2 separate regions of the Mus musculus genome follow, and region 2 is linked to region 1. The links are chromatin loops, found by intact Hi-C in ENCODE. Cell type or tissue: left cerebral cortex. All regions are shown on one strand. Links, peaks and the distances in the headings refer to the core of each region. The heading gives the core; the rest is flanking DNA.

Region 1 (16,458 bases), core at 7,912-15,911:
CTTGAAGGCAGTTAAGACAAGTCAAGACACACAGCAACACAGCTCTTCTTCAACATGAGAAGAACATCTAGAAACAAATGTTCATAAAAGAAGGCAAGAGAAAGAACAGCTCCCTGAAAAATTTGGATTCAAATTAAAAGCAGAACTTTAACTCTTGTCTAACACCCGGAAAAAAATACCACAGTCCATTGTGAGCTCTATAAGCTGCTTTCTGGCCTCCAGCTTTTCAATTATGATCCACTAGTTGTAATCACTTCAGAGCATGGCAAAGCAAAGCACCGCCCTACCTGGCACCATACATCCTTTTACAAGAACTCTGGCATCGTCCAGGCTCTGCCCATTCCATGTCTTCTGCAGCTCCTGTCCATACACTTGTGACTTTAAATCTTGACAGATCTGTGAGATATAAAGACACAGAATAATCCAAGAGCACTGTGGAGGAGTTGTCATTCACTAGGTGTCTTTTGATGCTCATCTAAAGGTCTTCACCCATTATCTTTGTATACATCACATGTTTCTGCCACCATCCAATTCTTGCCACTTGGGCTTCTACTTTGACTAAAATATGGTATCATTCAAAATCTGTGTGCTAATCTTGGCATATAGACATGTAGCTCGCTGATACATTTCTTGCTTAGTATGTGTGATACTCTGGGCTCACTCTCCAACAGAAGACAGAACAGAAAGACTTGGAGTGTTGCCTATGAGGGTTAATACCTTAGCTTATGCATCATATTTGCTTATGAGTTGGACTTTCTTGTCCACCTGGGAAGACTTTGAACTTGGAACTCAATGGAGACTTAGTTTTGTTTTTGTTTTTGTTTTGTTTTGTTTTGTTTTGTAGTAGAGAAGCTGAGTGCACTGACCCTCATTCACTATGCCACTAGCCCCAAATACCAATTTAAATATAAGCCTGTTGAAATTAAATATTAAAAATTCAGTTCCTCACTTATATTGAATCCACTCCCAATGTTCTATAGCTGCACATGCTTAGTGGTCATGTTATTGGGCAGGGAATATCAAGAATACTTCCATTACAACATAAGTTTCTATAAGAACAAGCTGACCATCCCAGTGAGGAGCTCTGGGAAAGTGATAAAGCTCAAACAGACAGGCTCAGCAGTGAGGGAGAGAGATGACAGAACAGGATTCTAAAAAGAAAGTGAAAGGACCAGTCAACGTACTTCAACTAGGTCAACAATTATATCACTGATACCCAACCATGAACAAATGTACAACTACTCTACCACAAAACACTAGGAAACAAAGAAGTAACCATCTTTGAGATGGTCTTTGAGACCCATTTTCTCCCCTGTCTAGTCTTTGGAGTCTGTGAACTCATTGTGAAACAAGAAACTTTTCTTCTGAATCCAGAGGCAAGAAGATCCTAAGCTGTGCTCACACATTGAAGCCAATGAACTCCCAGTCAATGGAGAAAGCAACACTCTGGTAGCCATATACAAAAGCCTATTTAGAGCTAGGATTATTCAAACCAAAGAAAACAATACAAGGCAAAGGTACCATCTCTCTGGGGACTTTTGACTCTATAACAAGTCCAAGGAACACAGGGGTTTCCAGGACAATTATTGTCCCTGTAATGGAGCAGATAGTGTGGTCATGGCCTCCTGCTGACAGCAGTGGTTTATCCTTACCTAGCACATTGTCAACAAAGATTACTTCCACAAAGTCACTCATCTTAGTCTCTCCTCACAGAGTCACCGAGGGAAGAAGAGCAGATGTGGCCCTCTGTACTTTACATACAAAAGAGTGAAGGCACAGAAAGAGAATGAGACAAGCCATAGTTAGCAAGGTTGGTGAAATTCAGGACCAACAATAGAAAACAGCCACCTAACCTGTCTGCAGTTCGCAACTCCTCTCTCTGGAGATACAAGTCACTTAGCACCTGTTCAGGTCCCTAAGTCTGTCATCTCCAAGGCTATGACCTCCTCATAGATAATGCTGCAAACTCAGCTTGTCACTCCATCCCTGTACAGAGTCCCCAGCAAGCTCACTGATGGTACCTCATCTACTCAAACTGCTGTAAGAGGGGACAGAAGCAATTGTTACTAATTCTGTTGCTGCCCTTCTCAGAAGACCCCTTCTTTCAAGCAAAAACATACCTAGTAATTGCAGAAAAAAATCAGTGTTTGTCTCAGTGTATACACTAGGTCTACCGTCTATCTTCCTGGCAAAAGTCAGGTGGAAAATGCTACCCCCCAAAATACTCTGTCTGCCTTGAGATACTCTTAATCATGGCAGATTTTATTTCTCTAGAAAACTGAGTTAGAATGTTTCCATTCATATGACTTTCAATAGCCTGTAACCAAATATGATATATTCTCACACTTGAATGAACTCATCATTCATGATGTCTAATAGTCATTTGCATTCTTGGCTACATGAAAGATTGGATTCGATATTTTCCTTTAGCATGCAAAGATATGCAGAGTAGATATAGCCTTTATGTCTGATAAACTGTAAACACAAAATCCACCACTGACTAAAACAGTGAAGAGGAAGTAAGATCTAAGGCTGTTTAGATAAAATAATATTGAAGATGGCAACAAAAATTAAAATGCTCACTTTAAATGTTTCCCAACTAGCTGACACATCCAGCATTGTTTGGCTTGGAAACTTGACAAAGAGCAAAGAGTGAACGAATAAAGGGCAGATACACATACAGAAAAGCCAAGTTAGCCAGGCTATGCACACTCTAAAAGAACAGCACTGTACTGGCTGGTTTTATGTGTCAACTTGACAGCTGGAGTTATCACAGAGAAAGGAGCTTCAGTAGAGGAACTGCCTCCATGAGATCCAACTGTAAGGCATTTTAGTGATCAAGGGGGAAAGGCCCCTTGTGGGTGGGACCATCTCTGGGCTTGTTAGTTTTGGGTAGTCTTGGTTCTATAAGAGAGCAGGCTGAGCAAGCCAGTAATGAACACCCCTCCATGGCCTCTGCATCAGCTCCTGCTTCCTGACCTGCTTGAGTTCCAGCCCTGACTTCCTTGGTGACAAACAGCAGTATAGAAGTGTAAGCCGAATAAACCCTTTCCTCCCCAACTTGCTTCTTGGTCATGATATTTGTGCAGGAATAGAAACCCTGACTAAGACAGGCACCAACTCCACAGCACCCTGGAACCTCAGCGTGTTGACTCTGTAGAGCACAGGAGGGAGAATGTGCCTAATCTCAGTAGGAAGTCTTACTAGCTATGCAATCTCAGGGCAAAAACTTCCAGGAGGAGAAATTGTGTTGCTAGTTTTTGCCCACACTGGTCAGTTGGACTGCTTGAACACACTTTCAACATTTGCATTTGAACCAGAGGAAAGCTTTACCATCCCTCTAAGGCTCCAACTAGGCGTGCAATCTTTGCCATTCCCATGCATCTGAGGAGTTGGTCTTTGACATGGCTGTAAACATGTCAAACAATACATATTCACTCAGAATTTCATCTGTTCTTGACACACTCAAGACTTACGTGTGGCTCTTCATACCTAGCAATGCACCCCTTGCCTTCCATTACAGCAGAACCCCAGTGTTTCTCAGTCGGCATCAACCTTTCTCTTCATCTAAGCCATTACACGTTACAGTTAGACTACTGAGCTAGCTATGTCAAGTTTTGCTATCTGCCCAAGGCAAATGGGCCATGCTCTGGAGATTCTACTTCCTCCCAGGGCTGAGTAAGTCCAGACTCTAAGCTTCTTCTGCATCTTTTTGTGGCATGACCCCAGAGAGGATACTTGGAGCAGCAAGCCATAGCATGCCTGGCTAAAGGTGGATTAAACACTGGGCATGTAGCACTTTCCTAAGAAATTCTGGGAAAATCAGTTTTAGGTTTGATTTAGCAGGTCATGATAACTTCAAGGAACCAGCGTCAGGATGAACGGTAGAAGGGGGGCTCCTCTCCCTCTTTCTTTCAGCAGAGAGGGAATTTTCTGCTATGCCTTCATCACTAGAATTTAGTGGGATGGCCATTCCTAAGGCTGCAGTCTGGACAAAAAAAAAAAAAAGATTACAATGGCCCTGATTAGCATAGCCTGTTACTTCCTCATCCCCTGGGGCTGGATGCCTGATGCCTGACTGGACTCTGCATAAAAACAAAGGGAGAAGTAGTTGTTGGAGAAGAAACTTATGGTATCTGCCAGGCTCATTGGGTGGATAGGACTGTGTCAAAGACAAGACAAGGAAGTTTGTTCTCACCAGAGAGGCACCCTCCACAGGGAAGCAGCGTCATCTCCTCAACCAGGTCAGATCATTTATGACAATAGGCATGACACCTACAGAGCATTTTTTTCCCTACACTTGTCATTTATGTGCTTTACTGGAGACTCTTTGAGAGATGGTATGTGTACACTAAAGGAGTTCTTTCTGACAAAATTTATTTTATGTCCTGTTCTTACATCTAACTATACATAGCTAGATGAAAAGATGGGTGGATGAATGCATGGATGGATGAGTGAGTGGGTGAGTGGGTGGGTGGGTGGATGGGTGGATGGGTGGATGAGTTGGTGAGTAGATGGATGGATGGATGGATGACTGGTTGGGTGGATGGGTGGGTGGATGGATGGATGGGTGGATGGATGGGTGGATGGATGGGTGGGTGGGTAGGTGGATGGATGAATGGATGGGTGGGTGGGTGGGTGGGTGGATGGGTGGGTGGATGGGTGGATGGATGGGTGGATGGCTGGCTGGGTGGATGGCTGGGTGGATGGCTGGGTGAATGGCTGGGTGGATGGCTGGGTGGATGAGTTGATGAGTAGATGGGTGGTTGGATGGGTGTATGGATGGGTGGATGGATGGATGGATGACTGGATGGGTGGATTGATGGGTGTGTGGATGGGTAGGTGGATGGATGAATAGTTGAACATTTAAATCACTAACATGGGTCAATCTACCTGTTTTCTAACCTGCCCCACTACACTCACAGCTGGATCTTTATATATTCACTCCTTTCCATTCCCACCCAACAAGTCTACAATGAAAGTATTCACTCTATTCCCTGAACTAGCCTTGGGTCTGGTTGTTACCTCTCTGACTGGTTGGTACCTTTTCTGCCCAGAAGGTTGCTTCTGAAGAAGAACAAGATGGAAAAGGGAGAAGGGGAAAGCAAGTAATTATCTTGGTAGATATAGTTGCCCAGATGTTTGAATGCAGAAGTAAGTCTGAAAGAACATCTTGTTCATGAGTGATAAAGTGTGACTCAGAAAAGTAGAGACAGGTTGTGCTCCTAAGGGGAGCACAGAGAGGAGGGTTGACTTTGGGACTGGTTCTGAGCATTATGAGGTGGGAGAGATGTGTAGGCTTTCTGTGTTCCTGGCCCAGTCTGTGAACCTACAATTACTACTATCCTTTAGACTTCCAGCTCCTAGTGCTTTGTATTACAAGTCTGTTGAGCCAGAGGAAAATTTACACAGAGAATCTCACACCAGGAGCCCTGCTGAAGTTTCTTCTGAATAAGATGGCCTGGTCCTTCTCGGGGCCCCTGAAGAAGATATTTTCTGCAAAACTGCCATTCACCTACTTGTCAGAAGCTGAATGGCAAATAATGGGTTCCTGGATGTTTTAAATGCACTCAGACACAGTAATGCAATTAGGGAAAGTAGGAGGAAGTCTCGAAAACAACTGAGCAGCCAGTGGGCATGAGAGCTGTTGAAATCCTTCACTCTAGCTTGAGAGATAGGTACATGTTCAGCTACAAAAATGGTTCATGGAGGTTGGTTCTCAGCCACTGCTTTACTCATTGCCAGAGACACAGAGGTCCGATACTCTATGGTAGCCTCTGTTCACACCACTGAATGTCAGGTTTTCCTTAGCGAGCTGGTTTTGTTGCATTAATGATGGTGTTCAAATCTGCCTCCTCAGTTGCAATAGCAGTCACTTTTTATTTCGTTACATTAGAAAAGTAGTCATTACCCACTTTAGAATAATATTCCCTCCCAGAGGGATTCACCATTTCTGTGTTAGCATGAATCTGTTTCGTATCCACTGTCTGAGCACCCGTGCAAAGACATTTGTGAGACATTAGGATCAGGCATGTCTACTTCCTGTATCTAATTATTCCTGCACTTCACCTCTGGAAGTCATTGAAATTTTAATCACATTATGTCAAGGCTTAAATAATATTCCACTGTTGTCTATGCTATGATCTGGTTAAGCAGCCCTTTAGGATCTGGTGTTTAGATTGTTTTCTAATAATTTGGGCTTTATAAATAACACTACAGAGGTGGACTCTCTTTATTCTAATGTTTTGTGCACCTAGGTTCACTCAGGTTAAAGTTCTGAAGTGTATTTTCTGATTCAATGTGTATCCGTATTCTTGAGACTTAACATATGAGAAAAGTTAAACCAATGTACACTCAAACCACAAATCCAAATGTATTTATACACTCAGTAATACCATTCTGAAACCTCCAGGGTTGTAAAAAAAAAAAAAAAAAAAAAAAAAAGAGTAAAAATAAAATATTTTATATGAAAATATTTTGAAAATTAAAATTCCATTAAAATAAACATTGTCATACTATCTATTTTTAAATGACACAAGTAGAAGATGTCAGCTTCTTTGATGAAATATTGTGGTGTTAATAGCCTTTTTAAAGTCCCAAATCCTTGCTAACTTACCTCTCTACATTCGGCAGACACTCAGACACTCAACACAGGTTATTTCCTCAGAACCATTTACTGAATACCCATAGAGTATAGAGCTTTGTTTTAAATTTGAGGATTAACACACACATACACAAAGAATTAATCAATGAGCTTCTAGTCTAGCCTGAAGAGCTACTAGAGTGGGGAATTGCATAAAGATAAGTCAAAATCATTATCAGGACTACCCTGTACAACAGCTTTGTGAGACCTAAAGTGTCTGCTGGATGGGAGATGGGACAGAGAATCAGGAGGTATCTGGTCTTTCCATTGGATGACCATGAACCTATCTTTGCTGCTTCTAAAAATACTCATATTTTCTAGTAGCCAGAGTTCTGGATGGAAAGAGAGACATCATTTTGGGCAAAGACTTATTTTAACAGTCTATATGGTAGGATTAATAAGATCCCAATGTTAAGTATCATCTACCATTGCTCTAGAAATCAATAGAGCTTTGTGGTGAATTAAATACAAAAGGAGGGGCTGACTATACAACTGTTTGGAACCATAGTAGGACGCAGAGATTTTAGGGAAGTGTGAGGGAAAATAAGGAGGGGGGGGCGCAAATATTGCCACTGTTGGAAGAACAAGACAAGGAATTTTGCCAAGTATCTAACGTGTGGTGGCCAGAGAACCCTTCAGCTTTGTCAAACTACAAAATCCTTGCTCTTTTTAATGCTTGGAGTGACAAGGGTCTGAGTGTAGTTTCCAGATGGGTGCCTGGTGAGAACGAAGGCCACCTACTGGAAGCTGTGACACTTCAATACTCACCCTTCATTCTGTTCATGTGTAAGCTCTACCATGGACTCAGAACAGTGGTGCTGAAGCTGGAAACGCTTCCCTTGAACTGTGCAGGGTATAAACTGCCCATGACCTGCTTCTCTTCTCATTTTAATCTGATGGATACCCAGGTTCCCATGTGCTTGGCACATGAGCCTACAGTTTTAAAGAACAAGTGGGGAGTGTAATGCCATCTTTTAGACCATAAAGGGCATGCAGAGGTTTTTTCCCAAACACCCAGGTATGTGTGAGCCCTGCCACTTAAGGACACCTAAGAAAAGCATCTCAGGCTATTATAGTTTCAAATAAATTGACCATTGATAGAACTAAGAGTATCATCAAAGCGACCAATTTTTCTCCCAAATCACATTGGTTTGATAATATTAAATCAATTTCTGTTTCTAAAACTCAGCTGACAGCCTTTGGACTACACTGGTGCCTGCCAGGCTATGGACTGAAATCTTTATGGGTGATTCCCAAGTAGAGTCTTTGTGGAAAACAGGAAAATTGAACTAACCTTTGAGTATTGACATCCCAAACTATTATCCCTTTCATAGTTTCAGAGAGTAGTCGTTATAAGGCATGGTGCTGATTAGATGTTATGGAAACAGGCAGTCATTTTATTCTTATAAAGCAAAGAGTAACAATGATTTGCTGGGGATTGCCTGGTCATTGTTATGGTAGAAAAGTATGTAGATGTTTACCTAGGCCTGTTCTACTTCATTGACCTGGGAAAACTACTAGTCAAATGGAAAGTGGGGCCCCGATTTGCTTGATAAATAGCAGTGTAATGGAGGACCTAAGAAATACAGAGATACAGAGAAGTATTCCTTCCATAACTTAGAGCCACACTTGAGTTTTATGACATTAAGCATGCTCTGTTTTTTTTCTAATTGATAGTTTCTTTTGACATGTTTTTATTTACTCTTTGAATTTTTCATATAATATATTTTGATCACATTCCCTCTCCCATATCCTCCCAACCAATCTGTCTATCTATCTATATATCTATCTATCTATCTACCTATCTACCTATCTACCTATCTATCCATCTATCTCTATCTCTATCTCTATCTCTATCTCTATCTCTATCTCTATCTCTATCTCTATCTCTATCTCTCTCAAAATAAAAAATAAAAAAACAAAAATCAAATCCAGTTTTCCTTGGCCAACAACTCTTTGACAGGGGACCTGTTTTGTTGCTTTTACCTTACACCACTACTTAAAGCTCAGCTAAGCAGCTCAACTCTCTGGAACACAAATGAGATCCAGAAAGCAAACCAAATAGACATTTGGATGAAGTACATGTAATGAAAGCCATTTATCTATAAGACAGGTGGAAAATTCCTTTGGTCCTCCCTCACAACTTATTGTCATCATTTAAATGACTTCAACTTTCTAAATTTTTATTTTCATGTTAGCTTTCCAACTTTGCAGATCAAAAGCAGCGATGGAATGAAATGGATCTGTTTAGGCCTACTAGAAGAGAGTTAGTAGCAAAAACAGCTATTAACTATTAAATTAAAATTTTTAGGGAGCAAAAACAATGAAGGATAGAAAGGTCGGGAGAAGAAAAAAAGACAGCTAACAAGAAAATAGCTAGGCACTGAGGATCCTTGTGTCCTAGGTATCTGATTTAAGGGTCTTTGGTCTGTATTTACTCTCGGTATAGCATCCTGTGACCATGCCACTCACTATAACTGATATGTTCACAAATGATATCAGTGTTCTGATTAAGAAGTCATAGAAGTAAATAATATTTACATTTGTATCCAATTCATTAAAATATTTTTTAACTGAGAACATGCTTTACATAGCTAGATACATAGCTACCCTGTGATGTGTTTTCATTGAAAAATACACATTTTTTAAAAATCATTTTATTTCATTTGAAGATTGTACACTCGAAGTTTTGTTTGCTGCTGAAATTCCACACATTCCTTCAATTTTCAATAATTATATTTCTTATGTAATTTGGCTATTAGCCAGATGCCCTGGAGCCAAATCTCATTGTATGTTTTAGTACATCTGTTGGAGCCAAATCTCATTGTATGTTTTAGTACATTTGTTGCTGAGTTCAGTTTAATGCACATGAAATGGTATTGGAGGAATGCACAAGACCTTAGTCACTTGAAGTGCATCTTAATAGGAAGAAAGAATTCCCTGATTCAAGGGTACATGTTATTGCTCCTCTCCTTACCCCCGTGGATCTGAGACTGTGAGAAGGGGTGAAAATATTATGTTCTTTATGGTTTTCTATAAGTGAGTCAGTCCGAGTTTGTAACTTAGTGGTAGATTGCTCACTTCAAAATCCTGACGCTCTAGGTTCAAACCCTGGCACTACAAAGAAGGGAGAAAATGGTAAAGCAACCAGTCATTCAGCAAGTGTTACTGCACCGGTGAATGTGTGCAAAGTGACAACGCGAATGGTATAGAAGCTGAACAAAATGACTTTGATAATAGTGTTCACAGTGACACTGAATCAGCACACCAGACATCAAAGGTTTACTTACTCATAGGTACTACTTGATTGAATACTGTAGTTATCACCCAAAGTAAGCAGTAATAGCCAGCCATTTCCAGATTATTCATAGATTAGTCAGGCTAAGTAAAACCAAGCATTTCCGATACTCAGTCTCTAGCTACAAAGCTTACTAACTGGATTGTTACTTCTCAGCCCTATAAAGTTCAGTAGGTTCTGAGTGGAATTCTAGAGCTTCCCTTCTGTTCCATGATCTCTTGAGTCTACAAACTACTACAGGCCAGGAGAGAGAAAGGAATGTGCAGACAAGGATGTGGAGGGGCAGAGTGTATTTATGGAAAGAGCTTTAAAGGTCAAGACTAGACCAAAAAAAAAAAATGTAGCCTTTCTCCCCATTCTCCAATGCCACAGCTCAATCATCTGACCCCATGTAACCATAAAAGGAGCAGTTAGAAGAACTTTAGCTGTAGAGAGAAAGGAAGAATAGACCCAAACTGTGGCAGGTTCTGGATCCTTTTCCTTCTCTTGTGAGGGACTCTCAATATCCTCACTGAAGTGGTAAAGAAAAGTACAACTTAGAAAGAAGAGATAATTTTGACATATTCTTGGGGTGAATTTCTTGTTGGACTTACTAGTTTTCTCAGATGTAGGTACAGCTCATCCTCAGTGCTCTAAAGATATTCCCATCAGACACCTGGCTATTTTCCCATTGATGCTCAAAGGAGGCCATGGGTTACTCAAGGCCACACAGTCACTGTGAAAAGGGAAGAACTGGACCTCCCTCACACTCCTCAGGCTTAGAGATGAACCTGGACCAGATTTTCTCAAGTCTTTGGTTTCCTTTCAGTGCATTTTGGAGTTTTTGGATTCAAAAACTCCAAAAATCTCAAACAGGCAGCCAGGGAGTCAGTAAACCGATAATTAATCTTTTTTATTTTCGTTTTCAATTTTCCATTTACTTCCAAGCTTGTTTCAAGAAATTAAGAAACACACAAAAATAGATAAGCTTGTTACCAACAGTAATTTGTGTGTACTCATGTTTTAAAAGGAATCTAAGGTTCTTTTCTGTTTAATTAAACCGCATGCACACATACACATACAGCTCTGTAAAACAGAATTTTCTTCTAACAATCTGGCAAAACATATGTCTCCTCCTACTACAGTGGCCTCTTGGTAGTGACAGCTTGCCATAGAAACAAACTACAGTGAGATTTCTGTGACTTGAAACAACATTCATTTTTTTAAAAAAACTCTTTTTATAAGAGGCAGCAGGCTGACTCTGGTGCTGCTGAGATTATCTGGGCTCCTCTGGGCTCTGGAGAACTTTTTGCCTTCTTGTTTTGCCACCCAATTGAGGATTTATTATCTTATACTAAATAGCTCCATAACTTAGAAAAGAAAACCTCAGCCACGTCCTGTGACTGTTTCTGGATGGATGGATGCAGCCAAAGTATCACCCAGTCACCACCACCTTTCAAATGGATGAGTCTAAAGTAACTGGATTGCAGTGTGTTCCCTTTCCAACATAATGACTCAGTATGCCTTATAATTATACATGCTTCCCCATGACTCGGAATAAGAAAATATTTGGGGACAATAATCCACTTAGCCTGTCCCACCACCACCTGACCTTCATTCATCGAAGTCTCAAATGTGGCATTTCTCAGAGAAAGCAGCCTCTCTTTCTCTTTTTCTCTGTTTACCTCTAAATGGAGCTCTCTAAATTCAGCTTCAATGTCAGTCACAGAATTACATTTTTCAAATGTCCCTTCCTGGGCCCTACATCCAGAGACATATGACATTAGGAGATAGTGTATACAGAAAAGTCTCTAAAGACAAGGCCCAGGGAATGTCTACTACTATAAAAGAAGAACTACTATTGGCCTCACACAGTACCCAGCATTAGAGCCACCTTTGGGAAGTTGGTTTGAGCATAGAGACCCTTATCAAAACAAGGGAAAACAGCCTTGGAGAAGTCACAGTCTGTGGTAGCAAGGTCACCTTACCTGTTCCCTGCTCTCATACCAGGTACATTTTGTATGTCTAAGATGGGGCTCCTTAAAGGTAGGATCAGTGGTCCTCTGTAGATATATAAAGTAGAAAGCATGCGATAAATATACAAATTCTGGTGTTCAACTCCTAAGATCTTCTTCACCCACTAGCTATGTGATCTTGGGCAGTTCATAGAACATGTCTGAGCTGCAGCACCCTTATCTGTGAGATGAGAATAATAAGGGAGATAGGGTCCTAGTGGCCTTTAATTAATAAAGATACTGAGGAAGCCATATAAAGCACAAAGATTACAAGTTCAAAGCTTGCCTTGGACACAGGGTAAGTTCAAGATCAACATAGTCAACTTGGCAGGACTATCTCAAATATAGTTGGAAAGTGGAGTGGAGTTATACCTAGTAATAAAGGGCTTTCTTAGCATGTGAAGCCCTAGGTTAAAACCTTACTACCAGGGGGAGGAGGAAGAGAAAAAGAAGAAGGGGAAGGTAGGGGAAGAGGTATAGGGAGAGAGAGGAGGAGCAGAAAAAAGAAGAGGAAGAGACAGAAAAGGAGGAAGGTAGGGTTGGGTTCAGACTCAACCCCACTCTTGTATATTATGTATACATAACCTATACACATCTTCCTGTACACTTTAAATCATTCCAAGATTATTTATGATGCCTAATATAAGCTAAATGATACATTCAGTTATCATACTACCCTATTTAGAGAATGACAAAGAGTCATATTTGGTTACAATGCAAATGCTTTCCAAATGCATTCAGTCTGGAGTTGATGAAACTACAGATGCAGAAGCTGTGGATGTGGAGCGCCCAACCATCTTCCGAAGCTCAGGGGACACAGTATAGGAATGGAAACTCTCCCACACTGGGAGTGTGAATCGTGGTTTGAAAGCCACTGCAGCCTGTGGAGCTAGCTGTGAAACATTCTATCCAAAACATGTTGCCTTTGCACTGTTATTTATTGATGGATGATCTCATGAGTAACTGGTTCCTCTGGACCTCAGGCCAACATGGATTTTCTAACATCTGTCCAAACTCTGCCCTGGACAGGGAGAATTAACATTTACCCAATTCCTATTCTTTCCTTTAAGCCAAAAAAAAAAAGCTGATTAAAAACAAAGCTCTGCAGTAAAAAGAGGCAGCAGGGACTCTAAGTTGAGTGAGTTAGTGTAATAGGAGATGGGTGTGATGCCTCCACCTTTGGGTAAGCATCTACATGTTAAAATCACCCTAGTGCAGAAGTGAATACAGCACTGAACTGTAATTTGCTACATCTAGCTTTGAAGATAGAACTCCCTGGGACACTACTCTGATGTTGGACCAACCTGTGCCAGCTCCCATTTGGACCGCACTGTCTCTGCTAGTTAACTCTACATCTTACAGAATGCAGCTGTCTGCATACCCAGCACATGGCCGTACACAGCACAGCTTCCTCTCAGGAACCTCTTCAGTTTTTGAAACAGGAAGAGAATGGGGTATGCAAACTCAGAAGTGAATGTTTTAAAGTGTCTCCATAGCTATTGCTAGTAGCTTTCACACAACCATGATGATCTAGCTAAACCACTGAGCAGTTATCCAAATGGCAGCCAACTTAGGATGGTGCACAGGGAGACAGATCTTCTGGAAATTTTAATTGAGGATAAATTACCACCCTGTGGTGTAAGCATCTTTGCGCTAGATTCATTTTAATAAAAGAAATGCAGATCCCTTATTCCTAGCTGGAGTTATTGCTCTGAAAGCCAACGTACAACAATCTTAATCTTCAGCATGGTGTGAAACAGCTAATCCCTTCTGTTCTTCTCTTCCCCCTGGGAAGATTATGTCTTTTGTTTTCAAAATTAAATGCTAGCATTCTGTATTGGAAAGAAAAGTCAGACTCCTGAGAATCAAGGGGCACATGTGAGGTTCTTACCCAGTTATTTCACCCTCTGGCCATTTAGTACTGGGGGCAATTGAGGTGATCCAGTGAGCAGAGGAGCCCAAAGGATGTACCTAGCAGTGCATAACACTTAATAGATAAATTTATTTAATATTAGTTTACAAATTATGGAGGCTTTTTTACATTTGGGAGACAGAAATGTTAGAAATGGATTTAGGTTAGTGGAAGAATGTATGGCTGGCAGTACACTCAGTGCTTATAGTAAAGAACCATTGTTGGTGAGCTTTATGTGTGCAGGGCTTTCTTATGAGGGTCTTGAGTGCTACCAGAGGGAGAGTCTGGTTTTTACCCTGATAAGTTCTCTGTTCTCTGCCACATTGCCCTACAACGTTAAATGTACAGGTAGCAAGCGCTAAGTGGATTCAGTGAGTTTGGTTTGGTTTGGTTTGGTTTGGTTTGGTTTGGTTTGGTTTGGTTTGGTTTGGTTTGGTTTGGTTTGGTTTTTAAAAAAGCACATGAATTGAAAGGAATAGTGTTAGGGAGGGTTGGTGATAAATTGGTGGGGAGGAAAAGGGGGCATCTTTGATCAAAATGTATTGTATATGTATATGAAATTCTCAAACAGCTTTTAAAGTTGTCCAAAAACCAAAAACAACCCTAACAGTAGAATTAATGTAGAAATTACAGTATCACATTCAGCAAAATATAAATGAAATAAAACAAAAATAAATTATGTGAAACTACATACAACAACCAGAATGTATCATACAACAAGGTAGAATGACAGAAACTGGATACGCACATTCATTAAATGCTTATGATGCGATTCTATTACAGGAAGTTGGGAAGTACTGTTGGGCATGGGGTAGAGATCAGGAGGAGGCACTGGTTGGATTTCTGGGCTACTCTTTGTGATCTTTTGCAACTTAGGTGGAAGCATAGAGCTATTCACTTGATGATAACTTATTGCAAAATACCTAAGATTTATTCTTCTTCAAGTAAGTCTTAAATTGTCTTTGTCCATCAAAGACAAGGTTTATAAGAGCTAAAAAGATCCTTAGACATTCTGCCGAGCTTACTGGGAACAATTCTAGGGTTAAGGAGACTGAGTCAAATAGAGAGACCACAGTGACAAAAGAAAAAAAAAAGCAGCATGGAGAAGAAAACTGGAAGTATCTCCTAGCACCAAAGGATGGAAACAAATCCCACATCATGGGAGAGTTAAGCCTTCCTTCAGACTTTTATAATTGATAATCTCAGTGGTGGGTGGGCCAAAGCATGCAGAGAAGTATAAGCAGAAAGGACTACATCAGAAAAGCTAACATCAGGCAGTGATCTGGTGAGAGTTCAGATCTGTCCTATTTACCTCTTGAAGGTAATACTGTCTCCTATTATTTGGGATGCTTTCCACAATGTGGATGGGAGGGAATACTGTAGGCCATTGGACCCTGCCTAGTTTTCCATCTAGGAAGGAGTCATTCTAGGTTCCCAAAAGAATGAGCCGGACTATAGATTGCAAACTCAGCTGTTGACCTCAATGGAAGAGGGTTGGTTTAATGGAGAACAGTAATAAAGAGGGGCTTCTGGAAGGAGTGGGTCTAAGTAGGACCACTGTTGATGCACAAGGCATACCTAGGGGAAAATGGTTAGTTTTCTTGGCATTTGTGCCACAGCAGGATGGGGCATGGGAAGAGTCTGAATAAGGTAATGCAAAGTGGCATGGTGATGAGAGAGTCTGAGAATCCAGAGGTGAGAAAGACAAATCAGATGGGCATGGACAAAGCAGATGAAAGTTAGGAACTCACTGTAAACCTGCTCAGAGACAGACTTTTCACTTGTCAATCACAGTCATACTTAGAGAGATGGGGATGTGTGCACCCTAAGATGACCTTAAGCTGAGTATGAAAGGCTCAGGTTTTGCTAACTGGACTCCAGATATTTGAAGCAGTTGCACTATACCATCATGCAAAGTTGTGGGTCCTCATCGGTATTCCAACCCCAACTGAAGCAGTCAATAAGGAGGGCCATGCTCCCTTCAACCTGGATCTGCTTGCAGTGAAGAATGGATTCAGAAAGATAAAAAAAAAAAAAAAAACTTCACTTAGTCTTGTGTCTGATTACCATAAAATCTTGTCTGTGGATCAGGAGAGGGTGTGCTCAATGCTAGGACAAAAGAACTATGTACTGTGCGATCGGGGTTAACATTGAGCATAGCCAAAATGAGTGGCCATTTTGTTTCCCTCTGAAAGTTTTCTTACCACATCATGGTTACCTTGCCAGAGGATAAGGTGAAGATTGAGTTGGGAAGTCACTGTCAAAAACGCATTGGGAATGTGTCTAATTCCTTGACACGGGCAGCTTGGGGCATTAGGAAGTGCATGGGTGTGACCAGATTCCAGCATATGTAGAAAAAAGTTATCTAATGAGAACACCAAGCATTTTTACAACTTTAATGAGAAGGATTTTTGATCCTACACCAGCAGAAGAGGAAATACAAACAAATAACTAAATCCACTCTGGCTTCTGCCTACCTGGATTCCTATCTGAGTATTTCATTTGCAAAACAGTCATAGACCTGTCTGGCAGAGGTTTCCCGATTTCACCCACGAAGGGTGATTTATAGCATGGTGATCTCAGATGTTGTTTTATGTGATGCCCAAAGGAG
Region 2 (16,458 bases), core at 5,665-13,664, 440 kb before region 1:
GCCATCTGCTACATATGCAGGTAGAGACACGAGCTCTGGGAGTACTGGTTAGTTCATATTGTTGTTCCTCTTATAGGGTGGCAGACCCCTTCAGCTTCTTGGGTACTTTCTGGAACACAGAGCCCCCAATGGAGGAGCTAGAGAAAATTTTACATTTCTTAAAGCCCTATTTATATTATTTAGTGGTAAGATACTATAAATGTCAATCCAATAAGAAACGCTTTCAAACTTATTAATAATCATTAAAATAATGTTTTATAGTCTCATGAACTAGTGTTTCACACCCAACAGAATGGGGAAAAATGTTTTTAAGCAATAGAGTCCAGTATTGTTAAGTACTGAAACAATGTGTGTTCTCAAATACTGCTTGGGATGAGGAATACAAACAGCTGTATCTCCTCAGAGAACAACTGGCCGTGTCTGGTAAAGCTGGAGATGAGGTGTAAGGGATCTCATTCTTAGGCACAAATCTCAAGCGCATTTTTACACCTGTTGAAAAGGAAGTGAACTAAACTATTCATTAGAGCATTGTAAAAGAACTAGAACTGATACAATGCTTATCTGTATCTGGTATGTATGCTCTGATTTTTAAAATCAGTACTTTTTGTTTAATTGTAAGAAAAAAAGGGAAGACTTTTAATTGGAAATATCTAATTATTCATTATATCACCAGAGTCCTTTTTGTTTGAAATATTTATTACAAATCAAAAATATGCTTTTTAATTAAAGAAAATAAGTCATTTGTATAATTCTAGAAACAAGAAAAGCAGTGAGCAGCATCCTCCATCTCCATCTGAAACAAATTTACAAGATTCAATCAGATCTGTCTGAGTAGGTTCTGGTAACATTTGATCCTGTTCAAAAGCAAGTATGGGGATCTATGTGGAACTGACCAGTTGTGCATGGGAAATGTATGAAAATATCAGGTGTTTGAACTCTAAGAAAACAGAAGTCATTGTAGTGAGTTGTGGCTTGGGTTCATGGCACATGGATCAAGTTTCTAGTTGATCTCATTTATAGTTTCATACATAGGAATAAAGATAGAACATGGTGACTTAATTTCTATAATGTTTGCTAATTATTTGAAAATACATACAATATATCTTGATCATATTCACCTCCCTCCAACTCCTCCTGTACTGAGCCTCTTTTCCCTCACCTCTCTATTCTCCCAACTTTGGTACCCCACACCACCCATTTATCCCAGTTTGTGTTATCCAAATGCTCTTAGAAGTTGAGCCTGACTTGGCATATGGTCAACCTACTGTAAACTCCCTCTCCCAGGAGTATCAAAGTCAATATCTCCTCAACTCGCAGTGAGATTTTTATGCCTCCACCCGCAGTGCTAAAACTTTGTCCGATTCAAGCTTATACAAGTCTTGTGCATGCTATCACCATTTGCTGAGAGTTTACATGTACAACTACCTGTTTCTCTGGGGGAAAAAAAAACAACTTTTCTCTTAAAGTCACCCTCCACCTCTGACTCTTATGACCTTTTTACCCCTTGTTCTATGAAGTTTCCTGAGCCTTTTGGGGAATACTAGGCTGTATACATTCCATTTAGATCTGAGCACCCCACAGTTACTTGTTCTCTGCTCCTTGACTAGTTGAGAGTCTTTTTGCTGTCATCTACTACTTAAGGAATCTTCTAAGCATGGAGTTATGTAGTGTTCTATGAGTATAGCACTAAGTAATTAGGGGCAATTTTAATACCTTGTCCATTTAGCAGTGTTATAGAAGAAGATGTGCTCCAGAGTCCATGGCCTATCTCCCCAAAAGGGTTCCATATCATGGAGCAGGACTTAGATACAATCAGAAAATGGCTGGTTAATCCCATAATATTCATGTCACTTTTGCATCAGTATGTGTAGCTTTGTAAAACCAATCATTATTGTAGTGTTCAGGGCCCACCTTTGGGTTAGATCAGTAGCTATTTTCCCTCTCCTGTGCCATGGATAATGATTTAATAATGGATGAGTGAAGAGAAGGCTGATGCTTGAGAACTAACAAAGTGAGTAAGAAAGGAATGACTGTCATAAAGAAATCAAAGATGAAAACCTATGGTAAGATAATTATATTACTATCAAAATGCATACTATACATCTTTGTATCTTTCCCACTCAAATAAGGAAAATGTGAATATGTGCATGGTATTTGTCAGTTCCTGTTATAAGATAGAAACTGAATAAATTTCAGTTGAATTTTGATGAATGAATGCAAGAATAGGTGACATGTAGCCAAGATGATATGTTAACTATGAGGGTATTTCTTCTGAAATTTTTTATTCGGGGATGTAAATTGGAAACACTTGTATATTTCCTTGGTTGAAGAGCAAAGGAGAGAACACGTGCTTCCAGTGCCTTTGTCTGCTTCTCTCTCCGAGGATGTCAAGTGCTTCCTGTAAGCGGCTTTACCAACCAAAGAAGGCCACAGTAGAGAGAGCTCAGTCCCCAAGTGCCTATTTATAAAAATGCATTCAATTAAAAGATAACATGAATTTTCTATGGTTTAAATGGTCCCCCCAAAATGTAAACTATAAGTTCAATTTTTATTGTAAGGCATTAGAAGGTAGGAGCAATTGAAATTGTTAAGAAGTAGTTGGATCGTGAGAATAAAGTCCTCATGAATAATCCACTTCATTGATAACTTGACAAATCAATGGGCTAATGGGTTATTTCTTTTAGAATGGCTTTGTTTTGAAAGTGAGCTCTCTTTACTGTGCATCCTCTTATTCTGTTCCACCATGAAGTGGCCCAGCAGGAAAGCCCTCAGAAGCAGGTGTCAAAAAGATGAGAGTAAAGTTTTCTCAGACTTCCAGTATTAAATTATTTCGGTCTTTGCCTGTATTCCTTATGATTTGCCCACTCTGAAATATTCAGTGAAGTTACAGCATCAGAAAAATAAATTAGCATTGGCCCTGTTATGGGAAGAGAAAAGAATTCTATAAAAATTATATATTAAAAAAATCAAGTTTTAGATCTTTATCTCCTACGAGTTCCCTTGTTCAATGTCATCATTTTCTCTAACTCCTCACATGTGTTGGCTGATATTGAGACACTTCAGACATTTTAATTATTTACAGATGAATCTAATCTGAGGTTCTGATTTGGCATGTCAGCTTTATGTGTCTGCTGATTGTCTCTGAGACTTCAAACCACATTTTGCTTAATTATTTATGATTAGATATTCATTTACCAGTTCCATGATTTAGAAGCATTGCTTAAACCTAGCGTCCCCTGGTTTCTTCATGCCTCTAATACTGTTTGCCAAAGAAGCTGAAACAAAAGGCTGGCAATGTCTTCTGGAAAGTATACCCACTTTCTTTTTCAAGACTGCTACTGCCAAGCACGTCCTCCTGCAGAGGTTGCTATGACCACTGGCTTAGCTTTTTTAAGCTTTAAAGAGTATGATATCAAAGAAAAGAAAAAAAAAACAATTTTTGATAGATTACCGCTCTACAGTAATTTTAAAAAGGATAATACTGAAAACTTATTAAGTGTCTGACTGTTTTTTAAGAAATTGTGAATACAGTGGCCAGTTTTCCACATAATTGTGCCCTGTTATTGTCATTATTTAGCATAAGATTATGGGGCACAGTTACTGTGGCATAATCACAGAGTCCCAGCTGTTATGTGGGAGGCTAAAATAGAAGGATTATTGGAGCTCAGAAGTTACAGATCAGTCTTGAAAGCAGAGAAAGACCTTTTCTCAGAAAATAATTATAGGAAAAGGATACAGCAAATATACAGATAGAAGCATATCTATGTTTTATATAAGAAAAGTGATGTTATGTTATTGGTCCTCAAAACTGGACATATGTGAGTTCCAAAAATCTCTCTCCCATTCTTAAGGTATGTAGGCATGGCTGGTAGATCTTGTGGGCATAGAGAAGATAATGAAGCAGTATTTTTAGAGTGGAGGTAGGAAGTCTAGCATGGTAAGTGCTTTCCTTAATTAAAAAGCACATTGACACCCCCGACCCCAGCAATTGCTTTTCTCAGAGGGCTTTATCACATGGTCAAGGTGAACACTAAACTCACACTACATTCCTGAAACAGCTGGAGACAGTAGATGTCTAATCTAGGCTTATTTAATCCCTCTCACAGAAATATACATGTGGAGCCTGCTTTCCACTGCTGACACATTGGTGGAGGATACATGGGGAAAGCTGACATCCCAGATGTGTTTCTTACCTACAAAAACTGGAGTACATGACAGTCCTCCTGTATGTAACTGCATCCATCTTGAAACAAGATACAACACTATTACTTCACAATGTTGTGGGAAGTTAAACAATGCGCAACGCATGCAGTGTATGGCCCAGTAGACATATTACATAATCATTGTTATATATTAGTTTTGATGTAATAACCAATCCTAATTTTGACATAGTCGCCTAATACATAGTTCTATATCTCTGAGAGGATGAATGTCACTATTTGGATCTTAAACGTCCTTCAAAGTCTCATGTTCTGGAAGCCTAGTGCTCACTATCTGTGTACTGGGAGAGGGTGGGGCTTTAGAAGGTGGGGCATAGTTAACAGAATTGTGTCACTGCCTTGCCCTGCCCCCAAACACACTCCGCCTATCTCCTCCCTCTCTCCTCTCTCTAGGTGTTTTATTGTAAGATCAGGTGAGCAGTAGTCCCTGGCCATGGACTCTTGACATGATACACTGTCTTCTAATAGAACCAAAAGGAACTGGACCAAATGCACAGAATAAAACCGAAGGTGAGAATCAAAGTAAACTTTTCTTCAGATATTTGACACAACTTTAGAAAACATACAAACAGAGAGAATAAAGGGTTGGGATAATATGAAAAGAGATTGGAGTATTATTGCATCGTTTTAAAATTGGAAGACACATAAAAGAGGTAATATTTTGGTCCCTGGAAAATCTATTTAACTTCTTTGGAGGATGTTTTCCTTGCTGATCGATAACATAAAGGATTAAACTCAGCGTATTTTAAAATCAAGATGCTCTGAGGCAGAAAGAATAAAATACTATCATGAGGTTTTATAATGTGTCAAGGGAAAACAGGGGCTAAGGATTAAATGGAAAAGGGTTTTAGAGTTCATGTGCAATGGAAGAACAGAAAAGAGCAGTTATTGAGTCATATAAATTGAGAATGCCAATGACCTGCTATTAAAAAAAAAAAAAAAGACATCTGGAATGACTTCAGGGTCATGGGGACCAGGAAAAGCAGAACTGGCTCCAAGCATTTGCTTCCTGGATTGCTGAGTAACAGTGTTTTTATGCTATGAAGTCGTTTTACTGATAAGTAAATAGGCTTCTTCAGTGACCAAAACTTACGACTGACACAGCCTTTCCTTTATATGAGTTTCACCAGTGTCTTATTTGCTATGATTAATTTAAGATATTGGTGACCTGTCCTTCCCTATTTAGTATAAATTTGGTATGTAAAGTAACTTCTTTGTTGTTTAAAATAGAATTCTCAAACAAGAGTATTAAGTGCTGAACAGTAGCCATGCATATCATTTTGACTCTCAAGTTGCATCTCAAAGATTACTATTAAATTCATGGAGTTTGCCCTGTCCCACTCTTTTCTTTTCACATTTTTCTTTTATTGAAATACATTCTTATATGATACATTCTGATATGGTTTCCCCTCCCATAACTCCAACTCCTCTTTTCCCATTCAGACCCATATTTTTCTGTTTCTCCTTAGGAAACCAACAGACATCTAATTAACAAAAAAAAAAAAAATAATAAAATAAGATCAAACAAAAACAAGCAAGTCAGAATATGAAAAAACAAAGATAAGGAAAAGAGCCAAAAGAGGAACAAGAAACACAAAGAGATGTAGGGTCACATAAATCTGTACACAAGGTAATTCCATAAAATCCTAAAACCAAATAACACAATATAACTGCAAAGAACCTGTAAGCTAGAGGGAGGGAGGGAGAAGAGAGAGGGAGAGAGAGAAAGAAGAAGAAGAAGCAGAAGCAGAAGCAGAAGCAGCAGCAGCAGCAGCAGCAGCAGAAGAAGAAGAAGAAGAAGAAGAAGAAGAAGAAGAAGAAGAAGAAGAAGAAGAAGAAGAAGAAGAGAGAGAGAGAGAGAGAGAGAGAGAGAGAGAGAGCTTCCATGACAACATTGGTTTCACTATATGCTGGCAATGCACTGCTCTCTACGGAGCCTGAACATCAGAGTGGTTTGCATCGCCATGACACTCCATTAGAGAAAACTAGTTTTTTGTTTGCAAGTATTTATCAATTATAGATAGGTTTTGGGTAGGGATGGGGCTTGTATCCACTTCTCTTCTTGGCACTGACACCCTCATGTAGTTTCTGTGAGTTCATCCATCCACCAATCTTGATGTTTTCAGAAAGCCTTAATTCCTTGGTGTCTTCCATCCCCTCTGGCTCTTATATTCTTTCTGCTGCTTTGTCTGCAGACTTATCTGAATGCAGTGGAGAGGGTTTTGAAGAACACATCACATTTAGGACTGATGGTTCCAAGGTCTCTCACTCTTTGCATATTATCTGAGTATTAATCTATGTTTTTGTTCTCATCTGCTTCAGGAGGAAAGTTCTCTGAGGATGGATGAGCCAGGCACTGATTTACAAGCATAGCAGGATGCCATAATGAGTCATTTTGTGGATACAGTCCTTTAGCAGATAAGTAGTATTGGATTTTCCCCTAACACCTGGGCTATCTCATCTCGGTTTCTTGCCTTGCCTGGATGGGTTTGGTCTCATGGAATAGGATTTAAATCCACTTAGATATTGATTGGTTATTCTCACAAGATTTGTGCCACTATTGCAAAAACACATCTTGCAGGCAATTTACCAACATAGATGGGAAGAGTTTGTAGCTGGTTTGGTGTTTACCTTTCTTCTTTGAAAACATGCAGACTACCTTTCGGTACCATAAACACTAGTCAGTTGGGGTACAGTTCTAAGTAGGCACCAGTGCCACTGTTCAGTGAGTTGTGTAAGTGTTATCTTCAGTAATGGGGCCTTACCATCAGTTCGTGGAGAGCAACCAAGATCCTTGGCAATAGTGTGGATTGTGTAGGGATTGCTATGGGACTCCTTTGGTCAAAAACTTGATTAGACATAATCCATTCTCAGCTACTGGAAATGTTTTTTTTTTTTTTAAGATGAGAGATTTCCTGTTGGGGCTCTGTCTCCCCCTCATTCTCTTTCATTTAGATTTCCTACATAGACGTAGACATAGAAATTATGCACACATATACACACACATACATACACATGAAGCTTCTACTCCACTAGGTTTCCACATTATCCCTCAAAAGGCCCTTAGTCTTAGCTGTCCCTCTCTCTAGTCCCTCCTACACTCCCTATTCCTTCCCCCTTCCCATTTGAGTCTCACATTCCCACTCTTGTTTACCCATAGCTACCAACCTATTCTATTTCTCTTTCCTAGAGCTTCTGATAAATTATTTAAGTTAAGACTCTTATTTGAGAAGGCAAACCCATGTTCTTCAATGTCTTCTTCTTTCCTTGAGTGACCTTCTACTTTTAACAAACTGCATGCAACTCTACTCAATATATATATATATATATATATATATATATATATATATATATATATTCATCTCATTTTTAGTTTTTTTCTAATTTTGTGAAAATGAGTGTTTTACCTGTATATATGTGTTTATAGTGTGTGAGCCTGTTGCCCACAGAGAGCATAAGATGGAAGTAGATACTATGGAACCAGAGTAATGGATGTCTGCATGCTGACATGTATGTTTTAGAATCCAAACTTGGTTTCTCCAGAAAAGAAATGAGGATTAATGACCCACCCAACTCTTGTACTACCCTTTAGGCAGAAGTGTTGATCTATGTAATTGCTATAGGTTTATTTTTCGTTGTAAGGTACTGTGTGTCTGCTCTTTACTGTGATTTCCTTCAGTGTTTTTAGAAAAAAATGGATGTATATCTGTAAAAGGTCTTCACAGTGGTAGAAGGCACGAACTGGACTATGAAGCAACTAATGTCAGAGGACACTGAGGATCTGACATGACCATAGTTAAACAGAATACCACCATTACTTGAATAACTGCAAATTTTTGTGTTACTTTACATAAATCTCACTCTTATGTCATTTCAAGTAGTTCCAAACATTACAAGAGTAACATTCAGTGAGAGCTTTGCAGTAGCCCTGAATCTCAAGAGTTTGAAGTTTGCAGACCAGCACCCTTCTCAAAAGCCCCAGGCATAGAGCTTTAGCCTCAGTGATAATTGTTGAAATTTGACTGCTTAAACCTTCCAGTGCCGGGCAGTGGTGGCGCACGCCTTTAATCCCAGCACTTGGGAGGCAGAGGCAGGCGGATTTCTGAGATCAAGGTCAGCCTGGTCTACAGAGTGAGTTCCAGAACAGCCAGGGTTATACAGAGAAACCCTGTCTCGAAAAACCAAAAAAAAAAAAAAAAAAAAAAGAACCTTCCAGATACTGTCAAGATAGATGTTTTTTTGTTTTGTTTTGTTTTGTTTTTATGAAGAAGGTAATCTAAAAAACAAATCTTATTTCATACAACTTTGGATTCTTTGAAAAACAGTCCGATTTACTCTTTCAATTGCCCATTCGTGTTGTATGGTGTCTTATTTTGGTTTAATACACATGGGATCACAGAGGGCTTTTTTTTTTTTTTGTCTTTGTGGAAATAAATGAAAAATTATGACTGTAAGAGTGAAAGAGCCTTTGGAGTTGGAAGGCAGTTAGAAAAGGGAACCAAGCAACCATCCAGCTGTGGTATGAAATGTAAACATTGCCAGTCACCTCCACCCTTGACAACACACATCTGGACCTGACTGACCTAAACCTGATCTTTTCCTCATGGCTGAGACTCACGATGCATATCAAGAGGTTATCAGGATCCTGTTTTATGGAGTCTCTTGTTGTGTTTATACATTCTTTCTTTTTAATTACTTAACTTCTAGTCACGTAGCCCACGTTCCTTCATAACATGTAAATTCCCACATTGGCCTTCATCAGAAATGGATTCAGTTCTCTGAACTTACACTTAAATGGCAATTCCTAAAATTCTCTGAAATAATATTCTTCCTATCTTCACAGTTTCTGAGTTCACTTGTTATTATTATTCTAAACCAAGGTTCTATAACTGTGGAAGAAAATTAAAAGGGTCGATCCCATTCTCATCAGTTCTGTGTCAGCTGGGGTCAGGAAAAAATCAAAAGATCATGTGACAACTCTTGCTTTCAAGGGACAATATGAAGATACGGTAAACTTTCAAGTGATGTCCATGGGAATCATGTTCCAACAGTCTCACTACTCATTTTCACCATAGTGTTGTCTTCTCTGTATCAACCTTGGTTTGTGTGACCAAAATAACAGGACAGGAGTAAAGGTGCATCAGCTGTGAGATTCAATGAAGTAAGTGCTCTGTGGCTTCATTGTCCTGACACACATCAGACACACACACACACACACACACACACACACACCACACCACACTACACCACACCACACCATACACCCTTTTCCAATTCACTAGTTCCATCTTGGAAGGCACCCTAGGAAGATGCTCAGAGGAACAATAACTAGGCAACACCTAATGAGGAATAGAGAACTTCGCTCCACAAAAGACCTTAAAAAAACAAACAAACAAACAAACAAACAAACAAACAAACCAAAAACCAAAACTCTGCAGACCACATAAATCTTCAAAGTCCTTCATTCATTTCAAGCTACTCTTTAGACTGCCATACCTTATTATTCTCTGGCTTAGAACAAGCAGCTGTCAAAGGTCTGGTAATAAAAGTATATTGTTTTGAGCTTGACGTTTGGTAGCAACATGTTACGTGTGAATATGTAGTGACTCCATTACTCCTCACACTAATATTTCTGTCACACATGAGGAAGTAGAATACAAGTGCTACCTCAGAGGGCAAAACAGCAGAGAGAAAGATTGCCAATAGAGATGTGCATAAAACATGCTTGGGCATAGAATTTCTCTCCCCAGGGAGATCTCTGATGATACTGTGTCATGTATATTATAGTAAGCATTACCGCCTCTGTAATTAAATGTCTTCTGAATCATAACTTATAGAAGGTAAACAAATAATTTGATAAATAAAATGAATGTAAAATCTCAAGCACAATTGAGGCTGCTCATAATCACAATGGTAGCAGGAAAAGGGCGAAAGAAGCTAAGAAAATAAGGTGAATCAATTAAAATAGCAAAATGGGAACGTTACTATTTTAATATGCTGATATTTAGTTATACAAAGTAAAAATATTTTATCTTATTATTCATTATTTTTTGAATGAAGTAGGTAACCTTACAACAATTATCAAATAATATTGTGCAATTGTTTTAGAAAATGATCTTATTGCTGTTTATTATTTAAGCTGTATTTTCATCCAAACAGATTGATATTTCATATTTGTAATGAAAAAGCTTAATATATAGTTAACATACATAGCTAAAATAAATACCACTTTCTTAATAAAAAAATAATAATACAACTCATTAATTTTTCTTTGAAATTTCAACACTTCTCTTTTGTGGAAAAAGAATATTATTCCATTCTTTGCAAGAATGTCTTTACCAATCCTCTGAGAACTTCATTCAGAAGACCTTGGTCATATTTACCTCCTCTCCCAAATCCTTCCAGACCTATTTCTATCTCTCTATCTTCATTCATTTGCTTTGCTTTGCTTTGCTTTGCTTTGCTTTGCTTTGCTTTGCTTTGCTTTGCTTTGCTTTGCTTTGCTTTGCTTTGCTTTGCTTTGCTTTGCTTTGCATGTACCCATTGACTACGATTTGTGCTATCTGGATGCTCCTGACTGTGGAACCATGCACTAGGATGCAGATGGCCCACCAAGGATGTGACTCTGAGGCTTCCAGACCCATCACTGATCAGTTTCAGTAATTAGCCTTCACCATTTCCACAGTCCTATTTTTCTGTTTAACATGCATGTGCTTCATGAAAAATTGGCTTCAGGCTGTATTTATTTCTAACCCCAGACCACAGAACACATTGGCATGGTTTAAAACATCTTCCTAATAATTAAAGTATTTGAAAAACCATAAAATCCATAACAATCATGCTATTTTGTTAAGACTGTATTTGTTTTTTTTTTTTAATTTTTATTCTTTAGAAGGCCTCTATTTGAACTATGTATTTTTAGCTGTGTATTTTGGGTGGTTTACTGTTTTCAGTAATTCAGCTAATCTTTAACATAGCTTTGCAGAAAGTTACACAATTCCTAGAGATTTCCTTCAGCTTGCTCTCATTTTGTTTGTTGTGATGTAACAACAGTTCTTCTGGGATTCTGCTCACTATCCCCCACCCCACCCCCCAGCCAAGCTCAGAGCATCATATTGTTGGCAGCCCCTCTCACACAACTAAGCCTTACAGTTTACTGTCTACAGTGCTCAGGATTCTGTCATTTCACTCATCTGTCTGAGCATTTGACCCTGTTCAGATTTGGGCACTATACTATGCAATACAAATCTCTTCCCCTGTGTAATCTTGCCCTGTGGAAGGAGCACAGTCAAAGATTTGTGTAAATTAAGGTACTTTAGAAAAGCAGAACTGGTAGAATACATAGCTATAAATCTACATCTGCAAGTAGGTCAGTGTGTAATGGATGTGAGTATCTGTCTGTATTTACATATATACACAGAAATGTAGTACACAATAGCCAGCAAATGAAACAGAGATTGACCACAGATGACACACTGGGTTATGGAGCAACCATGCTGACTGCTATGTGCAGGATCGGAAAGCAGAACATCTCATGGGATTAGAGTTTGCCAAGACTTTGGGCCTGAGAATCAGGAAATGTGTTGAAATAAATCCCAACTTGAGGCTTGAAGATGATGAAATACAGTTTCCAGCTCAAGCAGTGTTGCAGATAAACCAAGAATGTGGAGGAATGTGTGAATGCCTCCCTCTCCCAATGTTTGTTCAACAGGTTAGATGACATTCCCCCCAAAATGGGGATATTAGTGTATTTTACTGAGACCACAATTCTAACACTGATTTTATGAGGAAACACTTCCAAATAAATAAATAATATCAAATCTGGACACCCACGCTTAGTTAAGTTGATGCATAAAATTATCTGCAGGGCTTGACTAACTAATATTAAAAACAATAAAAACCAGTAGACAGCAAAAATGCTCTTTCATTTAACATTTCAATGATGTGAATATTCAAAAACAGAGACTGCTCCTGGGTTCCTGACAGTTACAAGGCTGGAGGCAGCAGGGGCAGGGTGGGTGATGAGACCAAGACAGAGACTGAGACAGAGACTCAGAGACTGAGACTGAGACAGAGAGAGAGAGATTGGGATTTAACTGGGTTTAAATGAAACCATTAGAGACAGTTCCAAGCTCACTCCCAGAATGCTGGGTCCAGTAAGTCTTGAGAAGGATTCAAGAATCTTGACTATGCAAGACTCCTAGAAATCAGGTTTGGCCCCACACTTTGAAAAGGGTATTGGAATGGATGTTAGAATAAGATCATACGGGTTCACTGTGTCTGTGCTCATGGCATTAAAACCAGAAAAAAAAAAGAGAGAGATGAATTTAGTGAATGCCATGAGAGGGAAAATCACCACCGCCCTTCTCATTTCTCTGTAAAGTTCTTTACAGGTGATGCAATTAAAGAAACGACTGGCATAGTTCAAGAAAAAATTATGAAACTTTCTAGTGTGAAAAGTTTAAGGCAAGTAGCTATATTTGATTTAACATATGAAAATACAACAAACAAGCGAACACATGAAATCTAGAATGGAGCCTCAAAAGGAAATAGGCCTCTTAGTCAGGTAGATGAATTTGAGAAAATAAACATGATAGAGGCTGCTTTAAAATCACTATGGGTTATTTGTTCTGGTGATTCTTCTGAATTGAATAAAAAGTTTAGAAACATATGAAAAAATGTCATCTAATCTGGAAAGATATGTGAGCTAGGCCTTTGCTTATGGAACAGTGATTCTCACCATTACCTTTGTAGTACAGTGATTTAAAACTGTTCTAGACACTGAGAAGTGCTTATTAACTACTAGGTTTTAACTGCTTAAACTATGGTTATAGATTGATGTAAAGCTTTTCTGGTTGTCGCTGGGTACAGCTAAGGTTCAGAACTACTGTTCTGGCTGAGATAGAAAACTAGTCTCTGATAGATAAACATTCAAACACTCCATCCTGAACTTACAGAACTCTACTGTTCTGCGTAAGTATGAAACTCCCACACATTTTTCTAGAGAAGGCATTTAGGTGAAAGTTGTGTTTTGTAACAGAAAATGAAGATTCATGTCTTTTATTTTTCTTCATGTGTTCTTTACTTGGCTAGTGCCTGTGACTCGTAGTGAGATTGGTTGGGAATCTATCACAAATGCCCCAATTGTAAAATTAACTGAAAGTTACATGGTATGTAGAATAATGAATACAAAGATAGTCATATCATAATTCCCAGTATTCTAATACAGTGAACACATGAAGGGGATTACAGAAGACAGAAGAGAGACAATGCTGGGAACTGACCCCTGGTCTTCTACAAAAGCAATAAGTACTCCTAACCCCTGAGTTCTCTCTCTCTCTCTCTCTCTCTCTCTCTCTCTCTCTCTCTCTCTCTCTCTCTCTCTCTCTCTCTCTCCCTTCCTTCCTTCCTTCCTTCCTTTCTTTCTTTCTTTCTTTCTTTCTTTTTCTTTTTCTTTTTTTTTAGTTTTTTGAGACAGGGTTTCTCTGTGTAGCCCTGACTGTCCTGGAACTCACTCTGTAGACCAGGCTGGCCTCGAACTCAGACACTTACTTCTTTCAACAAAAATATCATGAGTTGAATAATCAGTTTGCTGAGCACTATGGGTAGAATGATAAGCAAGATGGATGTTCAGTACCATGTTCAGATTCTACTGCAGGATACAACAAAACCTGTAATCAAAAAAAAAAAAAAATTCCAAAACTAAGTCAGTTATTGAACCAACAATGGCACCTATGTTTATAGTAAGCCCATGCAGAGCTAACTGCATGAAATAAAAAGTCAAGAGTATGTAACAAATAAAAGACCTTTCAATTTTTTTTCCATTAGCTACCCACATTAAAATCATCCAGGAGTAGTTATTATTTCCAGTAAACCAGAACCCAGTACCTGGCACTCTAGAACCTCAGAGAGTTCCCAGAAGGTTCCCTTTATTCATTCTTGAACTGGGAGGTCTCATGCACGTTTTTGATTGCATTGTAGAACTGGTAAAGTTTTACACAAACACACACACACAGACACACCACACACAGACACACATTTGAATAAGGCTATCTGTCTCCTTAAACAATCATCCATGCATAATGTATAAGACATCATTTGGAAAGGTAATTAAAAAGTTCTGTACGTATAGTAAAGCATCGAGTTCATACATTTAAGGAGAGCTGAACACACAGACAATTTTCTTTAAATGTTTGATCTGTGGAAAATTCGTTGACTCTATTTCATTTCAAGTTGGTTATGTTTGTGTTTGTCCAGTGTTTGCAGGGCTAGAAACTAAGAAGTACTACATCAGAAATTACCAATTTTCTCTGGGTACTTTGTATCATGTGTCATAACTGTGACTAGACTTCTACAAGTCTGGTGCTTAGATTTGGACCATAAGACCCCTCTTCATTCCATTTAAATTACTTTCAAGGTTCCAATGTAAAAGAATCTGAGATGTCATTGGTACCTGAAATACACACAAGGAACCCAGGGGCACCTCAACCATAAAACTCTGCAAAGCAGGTTACAAAATAGATTATAGGTTTGGTGCAAAGCACAGTGTAACCACTTTGGAAACGGTACTCCTGTGTTGTATCTCAATGTGTCTGAAGTGGAAAGAGAAAACATTCTAAGTGATTATCCTGAACCCTTTTAAGCTAAGAATTCTCTAAAGCAGTAATTGACATAAACAACTGCTTGAGATTTTACAGTGTAGGTAGCACATACTTCTTCACACTTCTGTTTTTCAAATAACTGCAAAGCTCTTAGGCAAGCAACGTGTATTGTATATGTAACACTACAGTATATGTATGCAACTGCCTTCTGCAATTTCAATGAAAGTAATTGCCAGGGTCAAGACAAGATGACTTAAGATTCGGCTGAGAGCAAGGACTTAAGGTTTAGAAAGTAGCTTCTGATACATCCAATGTGGCTTAGATGTGAGATAGCAACTTTCCACACTGCTAACAGCAAAGAGACAGAACACTAAATTTAGTAACAGCTTACCTTAAATTATCCATAATCTTCTTATGCTGGAAAATGAATACATCTTAACCTAATCCAGGTAACTTATTTCGACAGCAAATCCTAACCAAAAGTAAATGTAGCCATATTTCCATGGTCCAAGCAAGGACTATCAGCAGTCTCTAGGAGACTGAGGTCTGATCACAAAGCAATGCTCTGTTTTATAATTAGGGGGAGGGGGATCTGGAAAGTAAATCCTGTGAGTCAGAGGAGTTTTAATTATTTGAAAGATAGACTAGACCCAATACCCCACATTTTAGTATCTAAAAGGGAAAAAAAAAAAGGAAAGAAGTGGAGTGGGCACAGAAAATGAGCCTGGAGCATCCTTTCCTGCCAGACAGTAAAGAAGCGCTCAGTACAGCCTAAACCATACCAATAGGAACCAGACAAAGTCAAACTCCTGCATCATGGCCAGTGTGTTAAAGAGTGGGTAGAAGGTTTCAGGGGTGACCCATGGGCATCAATTACTTCTATATCTTTGCAACCAAACTACCTACAGCCTTTCATATCCCATTTCCAGGTCTCCATGGGTGCTTTATAATAGTGTGTCAAATATTCTTACAAGAAAAATGGAAGAGGTGAACCCAAGGTCAGCTAATGTAAGGAAGCTAAAGTAAGGGGAGTTTCTTTGCCATTTTCATTATGAACCAGACTTCTGTTTCATCAGAAAGAATATTTTTAAAGTAAATAGTCAAGAGATGAATGAATATGGCTTATGACTCATAAATATGAAAAAGACTAAATGTTTAGGATGAAAGTTATTCACAGGCAAATAATAATATCCAATAATTTCAGTAATATCTTCCCAAAATATTTGATACTCTTTGGGTAAAGATCCTGCTTTTGAAATAGGTTTAGGTTGACTTTTCTCATTAGCTCTCAAGGCAGTGGCATGAAATACTTATATCTAAAGTAGCGGGTCTTGAAAGCAGGCTTTGGAGGAATTTTTTTTTCTGGGTCATTTTCTAGACTACTGTGAGAAAGAAAGATGCATGTCCTAGGTTCATGAATCAAAAATTAGAAACATTAAAATGTATTGAAATAATTAGTATATTATTGACTTGCTCTGTGAGGGCCAAATAATATATATATTACTCAATGCACATGAAATATTATTTTCTATATTCTAGGAACATTATTTTGTATAACATGTATTTGATATATTCTCTATATTTATCTTTTAGACTTATAACATATAATATGAATTTCCTTTATGTATGCATTCACA

What was found. Hi-C counts contacts between places; a loop is a spot of excess contacts. Peaks named below come from ENCODE experiments on the same cell type or tissue, not always from the same donor. Only the 100,000 strongest peaks of a DNase experiment are listed, where the experiment ranks them.
Region 2: it touches region 1 in a loop (4-fold over the local background); 2 of 42 quality-filtered maps call a loop at or near these places.

What each region holds. Positions count from the first base shown.
Region 1 is chr15:10,295,611-10,312,068 of GRCm38, forward strand. The region is part of intron 2 of Prlr (prolactin receptor); the gene reads left to right. Among named protein-coding and RNA genes, the nearest start is that of Gm41269, 54 kb to the right of the region's middle. In left cerebral cortex, for the core only: no CTCF peak of the experiment used is centred there; a DNase peak (open chromatin) is centred at 11,092.
Region 2 is chr15:9,853,241-9,869,698 of GRCm38, forward strand. No RefSeq gene overlaps it. Among named protein-coding and RNA genes, the nearest start is that of Spef2, 110 kb to the left of the region's middle. In left cerebral cortex, for the core only: no CTCF peak of the experiment used is centred there; no DNase peak of the experiment used is centred there.